2 separate regions of the Homo sapiens genome follow, and region 2 is linked to region 1. A link is a contact called in ENCODE Hi-C or POLR2A ChIA-PET data. All regions are on one chromosome and are shown on one strand. The core of a region is the stretch at or near the end of the contact, and the rest is flanking DNA. Distances in the headings are between cores, read along the strand shown. Region 1 overlaps LOC105370777 (a long non-coding RNA gene). Region 2 overlaps LOC105370777 (a long non-coding RNA gene).

Evidence for each region. A loop is a pair of places that touch in the nucleus more often than their neighbours do. ChIA-PET counts read pairs that join two places held with the same protein, here RNA polymerase II (POLR2A). Pooled maps may share reads with other maps.
Region 2: a loop to region 1 is called in a map of endothelial cell of umbilical vein, with 12 times the contacts of the local background. The contact joins two enhancer-like sites. A Hi-C loop is called at or near these places in 1 of 168 maps with a recorded cell type or tissue (endothelial cell of umbilical vein) and 1 of 50 pooled maps. POLR2A ChIA-PET finds 5 or more read pairs at or near these places in 2 of 52 experiments (BJ and endothelial cell of umbilical vein).

What each region holds. Positions count from the first base shown.
Region 1 is chr15:38,993,488-39,000,124 of GRCh38, reverse strand. The region is part of intron 2 of LOC105370777 (a long non-coding RNA gene); the gene reads left to right. Among named protein-coding and RNA genes, the nearest start is that of LINC02915, 250 kb to the left of the region's middle. Within about 2 kb of position 3,889, at least 3 of the 41 ENCODE cell types and tissues checked have a DNase peak (open chromatin) inside an H3K27ac peak, as active enhancers do; they include endothelial cell of umbilical vein, where a contact is called at or near this core.
Region 2 is chr15:39,359,148-39,365,784 of GRCh38, reverse strand. All of the region lies in intron 1 of LOC105370777 (a long non-coding RNA gene), which reads left to right. Among named protein-coding and RNA genes, the nearest start is that of LINC02915, 110 kb to the right of the region's middle. Within about 2 kb of position 2,829, at least 3 of the 41 ENCODE cell types and tissues checked have a DNase peak (open chromatin) inside an H3K27ac peak, as active enhancers do; they include endothelial cell of umbilical vein, where a contact is called at or near this core.

The sequences.
Region 1 (6,637 bases), core at 2,640-5,139:
TCTTCTTAGGCAGTTTGTAGTCCACTGTGCTGACAGACAGTGATGCCAAGCCAGTGGGTTTTAGCTTGTGGAGTTCCATAGGAGCGATGCTACCTGTCTCCCTGGCTTCAGCCCCCTCCCCACGAGAGTGGATGGATCTCTTGCCTCATGGGAGTTCCCAGAGCTGGAGTATGTAAATACTCCTGTGTCAGTGCCTGCTCAAAATGGCCACCCACAGGAACAGCCCACCGGAGCAGCTGCCATGATTCTTCACAGCCTTGTGCTTTGGACCCAAGGCTCTGGTAGTGTAGGCTCAGGAGGGGCCTCCTAATCCACAGGTTGCAAGGATCCCTGGGAAAGCCCTGGTTTTCAGGGAGGGGAAGCACAATCCCTCACCGTCTCCCTTGGCTGGGGGAGGGAGTTGCCTTTGCTGCATGCAGCCCCCAGGTGGGGTCTTGCTCTACTCTGTTTTTGCTTGCTCTCTGTGGGTCACGCCAACCACCTAGTCAGTTCCTATAAAAAGAACTTTGGTACTTCAATTGAAGATGCAGAGTTCACTCAGTTTTGTCCTTCTTTGTGGGAGCTGCAGAGTGGAGCTGCCTCTATTCAGCCATCTTAGTTCCACCCCAAGAAGACATTTCAAGTCTACCAACTTACCAAATGTTTTAACTTAATATTATTAGTAAAGGGACAATTAATATCATTTGCCTTATTTTAGAAATGACTGAGACTACCTCATCATCTATGTAACATTTCCTCCGAATGTATTTATTCTAAATCTAGTCATGAGGAAACCATATAAATTCAAAATGTGGGATATTCTGATAAACAACTGGCCTGGACTCTTTGAAGCAAGAGAGATTGATCCATGTGAAAAGTGTATGGTTGTCTATTGAACTATTCTTGAAACTTTGCTCCTAGTGAGGGAACATAACACAGAATAAATTGTCAAAAGAAAACGCATCAATGGGCTCTGAGTAGAATGCCTAAAGTACAGTCATGTAAATCATATGCATGTTTCAGGTATGCTTAAACCCACATCACCCCCATTTTTAGGAGTTCTTACTTTCTGATTTTCACTTGGGTTTCACATAGGAAATGTGTTGGACTGCTAAGCGAGAGTCTCTAATATAAGTAATAAAAATAGCCATGAAGAAAAATACAAGCATATATAAAATAACTGTATCATTAGTTGCATAGCAAAACAAGATTGTGAAGTGTCCTTTATAATCTTGTATTATTACAAAATATAAATTGTAAAGAATATTCTCCTTGTTGTGGCCATCCAGCATCTTATGCACAACATTGCTATTAATGGAGAAATTCCCACCTTGTATATTCCTTTTGTCCAAGAAGAGCCAGACTCTCTCCCCTAGATTACCTTCTAGGTGCATCACAAGGGATGTAGTAAATTGAGTTCTGCCAATCAGATACATTCATGAAAGTCTTTTGTAATTGATTCATGTGAAAAGAGAGTATGCAGAGTCTGTCTTTCAGTAAGCAAGGCAGAAGAGGTACCAGCCTTTTGATGCAAAGAATGAAAAACTTTGTGTCTTGTAGTCACCAGCATCTTCACTGCAATCTGGAAGGTCTGGGCTGCAGCAGGCCTTGATGTGTGGCTTGGGTACCATTCCTAGTTGTATAGCCCCTACTTTGGTTCTCTGGCTCTCTAAGAAAACTGGTGAGCATCCTAATTTCCTTTGGCAAAGTTCTTTTCTGTTTAAACTAACTAGAGTAAATTTTGGTTTTGCTAATGAGAACCCTGTCAGGTATGACACTAACTGACTTCTTGATTTACCATTATCCATGGAATCTTAGGATAGTCTGTTAGAAAAGTACTACTCCATTGGACACCCTTCTACCATTTTTACATCTGCATATTCAGTTTTACACCCAAATAATTATATGTTATGAGCAGTGATGACAGAATGTGTTATTAAACATAAAAACATGAGAACTATTATAATGTTTACAAGGTCATAACTTCATTTTTAAAGATGGGCCAACCTGGTGGTTTTTGGATTATGAAAACACTTCCAAATACCTTTCAGTGATCTTTTAGTTTGTCAAAATCTCCATCACATCTGGTGACTTTGAGATATTTAATCCATATGTTTCTAATTTACATTGAGTCAACTCATTCCAGTAAATCTCCAGGATGATAAAAGAGTGCTCAAGAAGGTAAAGAATCTGTTAATGAATTTTTTTGCTGGTCGTATATTCTTGAGCACTTCCAGTCTGGGAGAGTTGGAAATAAGTTCAGAACTTGGCTCAATTATTTGTCTTTATCTCAATATGAATTTCATTTGAAACTGAATCATGGCACTATACCCTATGCTACTTGTTTCCTTGGTAGTCTACCCATTCTTCATTTTGTGCGTAGCTGAAATACAATCTGGATGCCCTCATGAGTTGGATTCATTTTTCCTGGTTTAAAGTTTACATGACTGGAAAATGTCAGTGATTTAGGTCCACACTGATAGAGTACAAAATAATTTTTTTCCACCCCATCAACTCCATTTGCTTTGGATTTAAGCTGAGGGACACAGTTATTGATGAGGCCATAGCAAAAAGAGTGTTAAGATTTTTGTAGTTCTTGGCTAAACACTCCAGCTCCCTGCTACCAACTATCACCAACCAATCTGTCCCAATTAAACTCCATTGAATTAAGCTTCTTAATCCAATAGGCAAATTCACAACTCACTGGCAGTATTTTATTTCTGTTGCATAAAATTCAGCGTCCACATTAGTGTATGTCTATCCCAGGAGGCTGTGTGCCCTCTCCCCAATAGTTTCTATTCTTGGAAGAGATGTTAGAATGACTGGGGATGAGATCATAACTTGGGGCACAAGTTAACCTTAAAATTTTTTTAGGAACTTTATTCATTATCAACAAAAATGTATTGAACCCTAGATGTATTGAACCCTAGCGTGCTGAGGGGACTGGGCTAGCTACTGTAGAGGATGTCATATACCATTCTCCCCTTCTTCAGTATGCTCCAACCATATTTACAGTCTTTCAGTTCCATATCTCTGCAAGGTATTTCTTGCCTCAAATCCACATACACGCTGTTCACTCTGCCTGTGTGCACGTCCCCTCCTTGTTTATTCCCACAAATAGACATTTGTTATTCCCAGCTGACTCTTCCTTATCCTTAAGGCCTCAGATTAAATGTACCTTCTTCAGAGAGGTGGTCTCTCATCACCAAATATAAGTTCTTCTTCCTGGCACCCACTGCCTTTATTGTACATCATAATCTGTGATTATTCATTTAATTGTTTTCTTGTTTAATTTCTCTCTCCCACAAAACTATAAGCTTCACAAGGGCAAGGACCAAGTCTGTTCTGTTAACCACTGTGCAACCAGGGTTTCTAGTGCAGGGTCTGGCATGTGGCTGACACTCCACATAAACCCATTGAGAGGTAGTTTCCTGTTCTCATTTTAATCTGATGGAAAATGTGTTTAATTAAACATGTAAATAGGTTAGTAGACAGTATGTTTATGTCCAAGAGACGAATTCAATAAATAAATACACAGCTATCATTCCCTAACAGTAGTTTCTTCTGCAAATTAGTCTAAACAGAGATTTCCTGGCATTCTCTTCAGACATTGCTGTGAACTTGGGCCAAATAATAAAGGTCATAAAACTTTCTCCCACTCAATTCATTTGTGCTTATATTATGTTCGCTCCAAAGCTGGAGGAACGGAAGTGGCTTTTCATCATTGGGAAATGAAAAAATGCAATGAGTAACCCATTGTTTTGATACCATTTTATATTAATCATCTGAATGCTTCATTTCTCTCATCCTTGCTGTTAACTATTCTTACCAGAAGTTAATAAGCTTCCAACATTTCTGTACATGAGCTAAGAGAGAAGAAAAAAAAAAGACTAGGCATGATTTCAAATTATTCCAGTCATCTGTCCTGTTTGGGTGACCTGCATTCCTTCAGTCTACCAGTAAAATGCTAGGCATGCCTGACTGAGTGAAAATGGAAGACAAGCCTTCAAATTCCATGTTACTGAAGTGTTGAAACCAGTTTTAATGAAACATGGGAAAACAATAGCCAACAAGGGGAAGTCTGGAATTTCATAGAATTAGAGACTTGAATTTCATAGAATTAGAGACTTCATGTCTTCCCTGTTGATTCCTTGAAGTCATCTCCTAATGAAGGAACCCTTTCTCCAATGACCTTTAATTAGTATTGTTTCTGTCCCAACCTTTCTGCTCTGCTGCCTTCCATATGATGGGAATTGGGAAAGTTGAGCAGCCACCTGGGGTGCTATGAAAGATCAAGCACATTGGAGGCCCTTCAGATATCCATAGCACAGTAGACATTGGAAACACAATGAGGAAAGGGCACATAGATGTCCCATAACCCATTCACCAGAACACAGTATGGATAAGAGACAGGAGAAGGGACAGGGATATCTGTTTCTGTCTTCACTGTCAACAAAGCTTCAGAATTGGCCCTCCATCTAAATAGTCTTTCATTTTTCACACCATAGTCAACCTCTCTCATGACCTAAAATGTCCCTGCCCCATGCAATACAATCTATTTAGAGAACCCAATGCCCTAGTAGGTGCTGGGCCTTCTATTTCCCACTACAATCACAAAAAGAACAGCAGTGGCTTTTGCCCTTGGGAAGCTCGTTGTCTTGGAACTGGGGGTGAAAATGGGGATTGCTAAGGGGACCTGGAAATACGGCAATGTATTAAGTTCCATAATGAAAGTATATCAATATACTGTGATAATACAGAGGAGAAGAGATTCCACGTGGAGTTTTGGGAATAGTGGGAAACCTTCTAGAATGTAAGTTCCCCAAAGCCAGTCACGGGCCAACCTTGTAAGCCTTTTTTTTTTTTTTTTCTGGATATCAGTCTCAGGCCTGCTACATTAACTTCTTTCTGCACACCTGTTCATTTATTTGTGTATACATGTAGTCATATAATTAGAAGAATAGCCATTGAATTTGTATTATAGTTTCAATTTATGTTAAAGAATACTGGATCTTCCCTATAATATATAAAACAAATTTAATACCTATTTTTAGTGGTATGCTGGAGCTATTCTGTAACTGCATGTTAGAGCCAATTATTAAATCTCCAGGAATTTTGTGAGCTACTCACTTGCAATCACCTATAACAGGAATATTCACACCAAAGAAATTGGCAAGTTCTGCAGATCAGGACTTCCCCGTCTCCATGAAGAGCTGGTTATTAAACATTGAACAGCATACCTTTGCTGTTGAAAGGAAAGAGTGAGAAAGTAAAAAGAATAAACTTTCACACCTAATAAATAAAATCCCTATTCAGATTTATTTATTCATTCATTTAAATTTATTTAATAAATGTGAAATACAGAAGAAGTTCTGCAGCTAAATTCACTGACTATATGGAGCTTACAATCTAGTAGGAGAGCCAGATGATACACACAAACATAGTGGAGCAAAATATTCTCATCTTAGTCTGTCATTTCCTTCACTACCATAGAAGACTCAGAAGGAAGAGTAGTGTTTTTTCTTCTCCTACTCTGAGAAGCTTTATCTGCATTTGGGCTGTGCAATCTTTAATAAATACAGTGATGCAAGCTTTCCTGAAGCCGATCCCCCACCTCCAACAAATAAATGAATAGGCTTTTGTTTGGCAAGTAAAGGACAAATGACAGAGGCTGCTACTGAGAGTAGAGAGGGAGTACTGGCCTTCCCAGAGGAAAAAGTGCTGGTGTGTGTGTTTGATCTGGGAGAGCTGTGTACTTTAGGGGTTTAGGGGAGTGGATAGGAAGGGGGCCATCAGCTATAGCGTGACAGGATTGGTACCTTCTTCCTATTCCTATGGTGTACATATGAAATGCTTTGAGGGGTGACAGGGGTTCCAAAGGAATGGCACATGGAAGCCCGGAGGGCATCACCAGGAGGAGCAGTTTTCAGAGCACAACTAAAGATGCTCAGACAGCAAGAGGCAGTAACATTGACAGGGCTCTTACAGTGTTCTGGACACTGTTGTAATCCTTGTGCATGCTTTAACACTGTTAATCCACACAACAGCCCTGTGAGAGGGGTATTGTTTTATGCAAGAGGAAACTGAGGCACAGAGAAGCTGGGGAATTTTCCCACGCAGCTAGAAAGTGTCGATTTCATGCTTGGTTCATTTGGCCACAGAAGCTGTCCTCTTAACCAGTATATTATGTGACCTCATCAAATGAACATACCCACTCTAAATAGACCACAGGGTTTAGACAAAGACCATTTACATAGCAATCATCTTGTTTGGAGGGCTAAGAACTCTTTCTCTATTTTCAGAGCAGTACTTAAGCCCCTAAATTTCAAGGCAGCTCTGGAAACGAAGGGCCAAGCTGTGAACTGTGACTGAGATTGGATTTCTTGCTTCTCTGGCAAATGGGGGCCTTAAATCAAATAGAACAAGTTCTCTGCTTCTCTGCCATAAAGGAGGCCCCAGTCCAGAGGGCTCTGAGATAGGTAAATAAGCAAATCCAATCTCATCTAAAGGTGCTGCCAAAGGCGTCCCCTAGGGACCTCTCACTTGTCTGACACCACCTTTGAGAGAGGTTTCTGCTCTCTAAAAGTCTGTAGTTAGAAAGCAAAGGTTCCAGCTGCTGATGGAGTGCTCAGCCTCTCCAGCCCCACATCTATGACAA
Region 2 (6,637 bases), core at 1,580-4,079, 370 kb before region 1:
CGTATAAGGACAGAAATCATATGGATAGTTCTGATAACCTTAGGAATGTTTCAAGATAATATAGAGTGATAAAGATTCATTTATTATTCATAAAGGTATCCCAAATATCAAACTTAATTGAACTTGAATACTTTTTAAGTAAGTTGTTCAAAAGAAGTAATCCACAAACTTTCTTTAATGATTCCTAAAGCATGGGCACAGTAATCATAAAGTTCTCATAAATTCTCAGAAAATTTTCATAAAATTCTAAGTTGTATGCAAAATCAGAAACAAAAATAATCCTTTTAAATTTACTGTTTGTATTTGCTACCTACTTTCAGGATCTAGTAACATAACACACTTTTATTGCCTCTGTGAACCACAATGCACATGCCGTACTGTCTACCGCCAACAGGAAAAAACTACTTCTTGACACATGCAATTTAACAATAATTGCAGGGACCATTCATGTCTGAGTCCTAGAACTGGAATTTCCTGCATTATGGATATTTCATGTTGGAAATGTTGCTGGTTTGGCAGAGTAAAAAATAGATGGCTTTGGCTCTGTTGGGAAATAACACCCTGAACTGGATCACTGTGACATTCTAGAGGTTTAACCTATAAATTTGGTTAGCTGGAGGATGAGAATCTTTGTTAGATATCTGTAGATGTGCTATAAAAGAGTTACAAATTGGCTGTACATTTTAAAATCCTTTTTAGGAAAAAATGAGGAAAAAGCATCTAAGCTGTTAATTTATGTAACAATTTATCTTACATGATGGTGGTATCAGTAGTTGTCCAAGAAGAGACAGCTATGTCACAGGTTATGCCCATCAATAACCAAATAATTCAGTCAAATGCTTGTGATACGATGGGCCTGTGCTAGGGATGAGAACACAGTGTCCAGTAAGACAAAGGGTAGTGCTCCAAGAGATGATACACCAGTGAGTTTAGCCTCAGCAAATCTTTCAGTAGTCATCAAGTTAGATATTGCTTGTGAAGGTGGGTTGTATTCTAAGTTAAAAGATAATTGAGCTCCTAAACTTGCATAATAGTGTGGCAACTTCTACTTGGGCAGATATTTAGAACTAGGGTGATCATATAAGTTATCACCGAAACTGGGGTAGTTTTGGATAGAAAGGAGGGGCTGCTCCTAATTATTCTGGGGCAGGAGGCATAAACCAGGGAAGTACCAACCTATATATGGTCACCCTATCTAAAACCAGAGATGTTTGTTTAATAATGTACACTACTCAATTTGAAACTTTCAACAGGTGGAGAAACAGCAATTTATCTGCTTTCCTTAGTGACTGGCCAACAGAAGTGACATTTAATAGAAGTATGATATTCATTCTTCCAGGTGTCTCAAGTTCATCATTTCCTGATGATCAGGAAAGATCAGAAATCCACATCAATGAATCACATTAGCTGTCTTCTTAGATGATACTTTCCTGCTTGGAGCCTGTATTAAATGTCAGTATGAGAGAGAGCTGTGCAACCATGTGACTTTGCCTCTCTGTTTGTGATAAAAATATTGTTGAAGATTTTTCCCATTGTGTCATTTAATGGCACTTAAAAGAGTCCACATGATTTCTCCTAGGATGTTTGTTCTCTTTTCAAGAATAAATGAGCTTCTTTCTGTCAGATAGTGATTTAGATAGGCTTCCCGTTTGTCCTTTAATGTCTGGCTCCCAGTGTTCAGTCATAAGAATCCATCGCTGAGGTGAAGCATTCATATTTTGCTAATTTTTGTGTTTGGCTCTATTTCTTTTTTTATGTGTCATTGTGTTTCTTCTGAATTAGTTACATTCCTGAAACTTGACCTTTAGTGTTTAATGTTGCTTCATCATCAAATAAAGTTTGAACTTTTGACCTGGTACTCATGGTCCCACGTGTCTGATCCCAAACTCCTGGTCATTCTTATTTGCTGCTACTGCTCCTCATGTGCCCTTTCTCCAACTGAACTATTTGCTCTCCCCAGTACATGCCTCCTATTTTCTTGCCTTCATGCCGATGTTCGTGCTGTTCCCACTATTTGGGGACCTGAGGAAAATTGAAAAGTGTATTAACAGCTATAGCGGGATATGGAGCAGAAAGTTTATAGGGGAAGAATAAGATTGTCCATCAGAACGTTTGGAACCCATTGGAAGAGAAAATGTGAAACACCCTGAGCCCTTCTTTACTGCACGTGCTCTGGCATGATGCCATTATCCTTTCCATATGGGAAGACTTGTCCTTGAAAGTTCACCTTTTGAATGTGCAGAGACTCATTTTTGTTCTTATTTGTCTGGGGTGTGGGAGAAAGGGGGCGGCACGGAGATGGTGTTGAGAGGGCAGGAGTCACACAGATCATGTGTTGGGCACAGGCGTGCTAAAGCCATCTGTTTCTCTTTGGATAGTCATCCAAAACCTTTTAGGCATTTGCCACCCCACACCCCACCTCCCAAAGCCAAAAGCTTGCGCATATGCCCCAAGGAATAGGATCCCAGGAATTTACCTCATGTTTATAATCCTATAATCTTCTTGGGTGGGGAGGAGAGAATGGGAAGCCATTGGAGTTATTCCTGAATATGACCAGGCATTTGGGGTCTGAATGTTTTTGAGAAGTCATGAGAGAAAAATGTGAAAAGAAAATACGTATGGGGCAATATTCACAAACTCTGATTTTTTCCATGACCCCTTCTTTATTTATTTCCTCCTTTTTTGTTTTTCTTGTGCATTTTGTAGGATAGAGTCTTGGCTCTATTTCAAGCACATTGCAGAGGAATGGTGGAAAGGGATTGCGGTTAGCTAGGTTATCCTGAAAAACAACAAAGAAATTGAATACTCAACTTGGCAGTGGCCCAGACGTCTTCCAGTGGATAGTGGTCTGCTATAAGCACAAAAGACCCACGCACAGGGGCTTGAAAATGTGGTTAGGCCTATTTACTTTTCAGCACAGAAGGAAATTAGAAACAGAGGTCTGGATTGCCACTGAGAGGCAATTTTGAGTTAATTAATGAAGCGAGGGAATCCAATGGCAGTAACAGAGTCAGTTTTCCACTTTGGGCCTGGAAGCAGGACCTCAAGTGATTCTAGTAATCTGAATCTTGTGTGGCTGCCCAGGGAGCTGTCTGCCATTTCAACACACCTGGCTGCAACATTGTAGAATGCAGACCTCCTTACCTGTTTTTGTATTGTGCTGTCACTAGTGGTTAGAAAATATTTTGCGAAGGTAGCTGTACAGTGACAATGGCACTGAGAAATATTTACATGTTAATTATGATGACAGCAGTTAGGGTAATGGTTAAATGTTAGAGAAAAGTCATAAAGACCAAGACTGTGAAATAAGATGACAATATTGATACTGACAGATAAATCTTAAAATAATCTTTCTGCTAGTTGGCAAGTTCACTATAGATAGAGGTCGTGTCTTGCCCAGCTTTGAGCCAACAGTGCCTAGCACACTGAAAGCGTCAATAAATGAATGAAACTCTTCTCATTTGTCTCCTGGCCCTTGAATTGTCCTCTTACAGATGTGAATCTAGTGGTTAAACTATCTTTTTTTTTTTGAGACGGAGTCTCACTCTGTCATCCAGGCTGGAGTGTAGTGGTGCTATCTTGGCTCACTGCAACCTCTGCCTCCCGGATTCAAGTGATTCTCCTGCCTCAGCCTCCCTAATAGCTGGGATTCCAGGTGTCTGCCACCACAACTGGCTAATTTTTTTTTTTTTATTTAGTGGAGACGGAGTTTTACTATGTTGGCCAGGCTGGTCTCAAACCCCTGACCTCGTGATCTGCCCGCCTCATCCTCCAAAGTGCTGGGATTACAGGCATGAGCCATCATGCCCGGCCTGGTTAAAATATCTTTAAAATGTCTTTGAGAGAATATTTTATAGCCAACTCAGTAACTTCTACTCCCGATGCTTATATTCTTAAAGCATTCATTTTGCATTTTAACCTACATCCTACCTGCCGTTATTCAAAACTTTTGTTTTGTTCCGTCCTTCATGAAACTAAATGTCTCCATCTTCCATATAAAGTGGTCTCCTAAGTTAAGTAAATGGTCCAAGTGAGCCACTGCTGTCCTCAAACAGTGAGAGGACCCAGCATACATGAGTCACAAAGCCACATGAATGACAGACACACACATACACACACACACGCATAATGTGTTCTAGAGAAGCAACAATGAAAAACATGTACATGACTATGTGGATGTTTCCTTGGCTAGTATGTTTTTCTGTTGATGCTTTGCTTCTAAATAATATTGAGCTCCTAATCTTGCATAATAGTGTAGCAACTTTTTAACTTTTAGGGGTTAGTTTTTAATTTTCTTGTACCTTTTTAATTTGAAAAATGTCAAACTTAAAAGAGGAAATTCCTATATACTCTTCCTCCCCCCAGGTTATCACCATTTCATTTGATTTTGTTCTCTTTCTCTGCATGTGTTTTTCAATCTTTTTTTTTCATTATTGTTCCCTCAAGGAGGCATTTTAGACCTTTTTTTCCCTAATTACCCCATGGAAGTTTAAGACCACAGACATATCGTGTATCTGTTTGTGTAGTGTGGCCTTTTGGGGAGCCACAAACCATTGTATCTAAGAAATTTCTATCCCCTAAGAGCCGATGTTTACCCTCTAATTTGTCTGTATCACTTGAGAGTAAGTTGGAGACATAGTGTACTTTCCCCTAAATATTTCAGTATTTATTTTCTAAGAACAAGGGCTGCTTCTTACATAACCAAAATACAAATATCAGAATCAAGAAATTGAACATGGGCATAGTATTGACATAGTATTATTATTTAACCCACAGTCCATATTCAAATTCTGTCAATTGTCCCAATAATGCTCTTTATAGCTACTTTTTCTCAGCCAGGTTTCAATCCAGGATACATAGGGCAGTTAGTTGTTGTGTCTCTTTAGTCTCTTTTATTGTAGAATATTTCCTCAGTCTTTCTTGATCTTGACATTTTAAAAGAGTACAGAGTATTCTGTAGAATGCTTCTCAATTTGGTTTTGTCTAGCATTTTGTCTGGATTAGATTCAGGTTATACATTTTTGGTGAAAATGCCATTAAAATGATGTTATGTCTTTCTTGGCACATCGGGACACACATGATGTCAGTGTGTCCCATTACTGGTGATGTTGACTTTGATCATGTGCTTTAGGTGGTGTCTGCCAGTTTTCTCCACTGCAAAGTTACTATCTTCCCCTGGTAATTAATAAGTAATTTGTGGGGGAAATACTTGGATGCTGTGTAAATATCCTGTTTCTCATAAAACGTTATCTGCTGGGTTTAGCATCTATGAATGATCTTTCAACCCTGCCATCCTTCTATAGTTTTTAGGTGGAATTCTGCTGTAGGAAAGAACTTTCTCTTTGCCCTGCTTATCTACTGGACTCCTGAATTCTAATTTTATTCATTAATTCATGATCTGGAACAGAAACCTATAGTAGTGAACAGAGGCTAAAGGCAATTAGCTCATAAGAAACACACAGAACATATCCACACACACATACTAAATGTGTATACACACACAGGACATATATATACACATATACTAAGCGTATACACACACACACACACACACACACACACACACACACACAGAGACACAAAAATATTGGAGACAGCTTCTAAGACCATTTGCTGATGAAGGCATTGCTTATTCCACAAAAGGCAGAACACGTGTGATGGACTTCTCAGAGAAAGCCGAAATCAGTATTCACAGCTTCTAACAGTAAATTGAACATGAAAAAACTCCACTAACTACTGATCATTGGACCTGATTGCTTGTGGTTCTGGGAGAGAGAAGAGACATCTGCACAGGAATTGGAGCCAGGCCCTGCCGCATGCAGCCATCAGCCTCAATGTGACACTATGAGCTTTGGCTGGGAATAAGACACTACATCTTGGCTTGGGGACACAAACCTGGAGTACTACCAGAGTAAGGCAACCAACCCAAAAGCTACTTGACAGGGAGAGGAGTCTACCAAAAAGAAACAAAACAAACAAATTCCCTCCCAAACAAGGTAAGCTTTCAAGAAAAATTACAAAGCACACAAGAATATTTTCTGGCATGAGGATAGTCAACAGACCCAAGAATCTGTGGAGTCCATGCATGAAGAACCAGACATAATGGTGCAATATTAAATGTTAAAATAAGGATTCTTGAATCATCAAATAAGTAAAAGAGGGAAGGGGAACAAAGAATTCTTAAGAATAGATAGGGATTAAAATATAGAAACCTTGGAAGTGAAAAGTGTAGTCATTGAAATAGAAATTGCAAGTGATAAGGTGAACTGTAGACTAGACATCTGGGCCAGTCTAGGGTGAGGCAAGGAAGGTATCCAGGGTGCAAAATGTAAGAAGGCACTCACTGTCGCTGCCAACCCTGAACTAGCGCATGCCCAAGAGTGAGTGACTTCTTACATTGTACACTCTGAGTACCTTGCTTGTCTTACCCTTGTCCCATCGCTGGTTGACACAGTGGAAGGGAAAATTATGAACTGAAGATAAAACTAAAGGAATGACTGGGATAGCAGATAAAGAGGTTTAAAAATGAAAAGAGCAGCTGAGAGATCTGGAAGAAAGCTCCAAATTATATTTTTTAAATCCCAGAGAAGAGAAAAATAAAGAGTAAAAAAAATATTGAGAGGTAACCTGAAAGTTT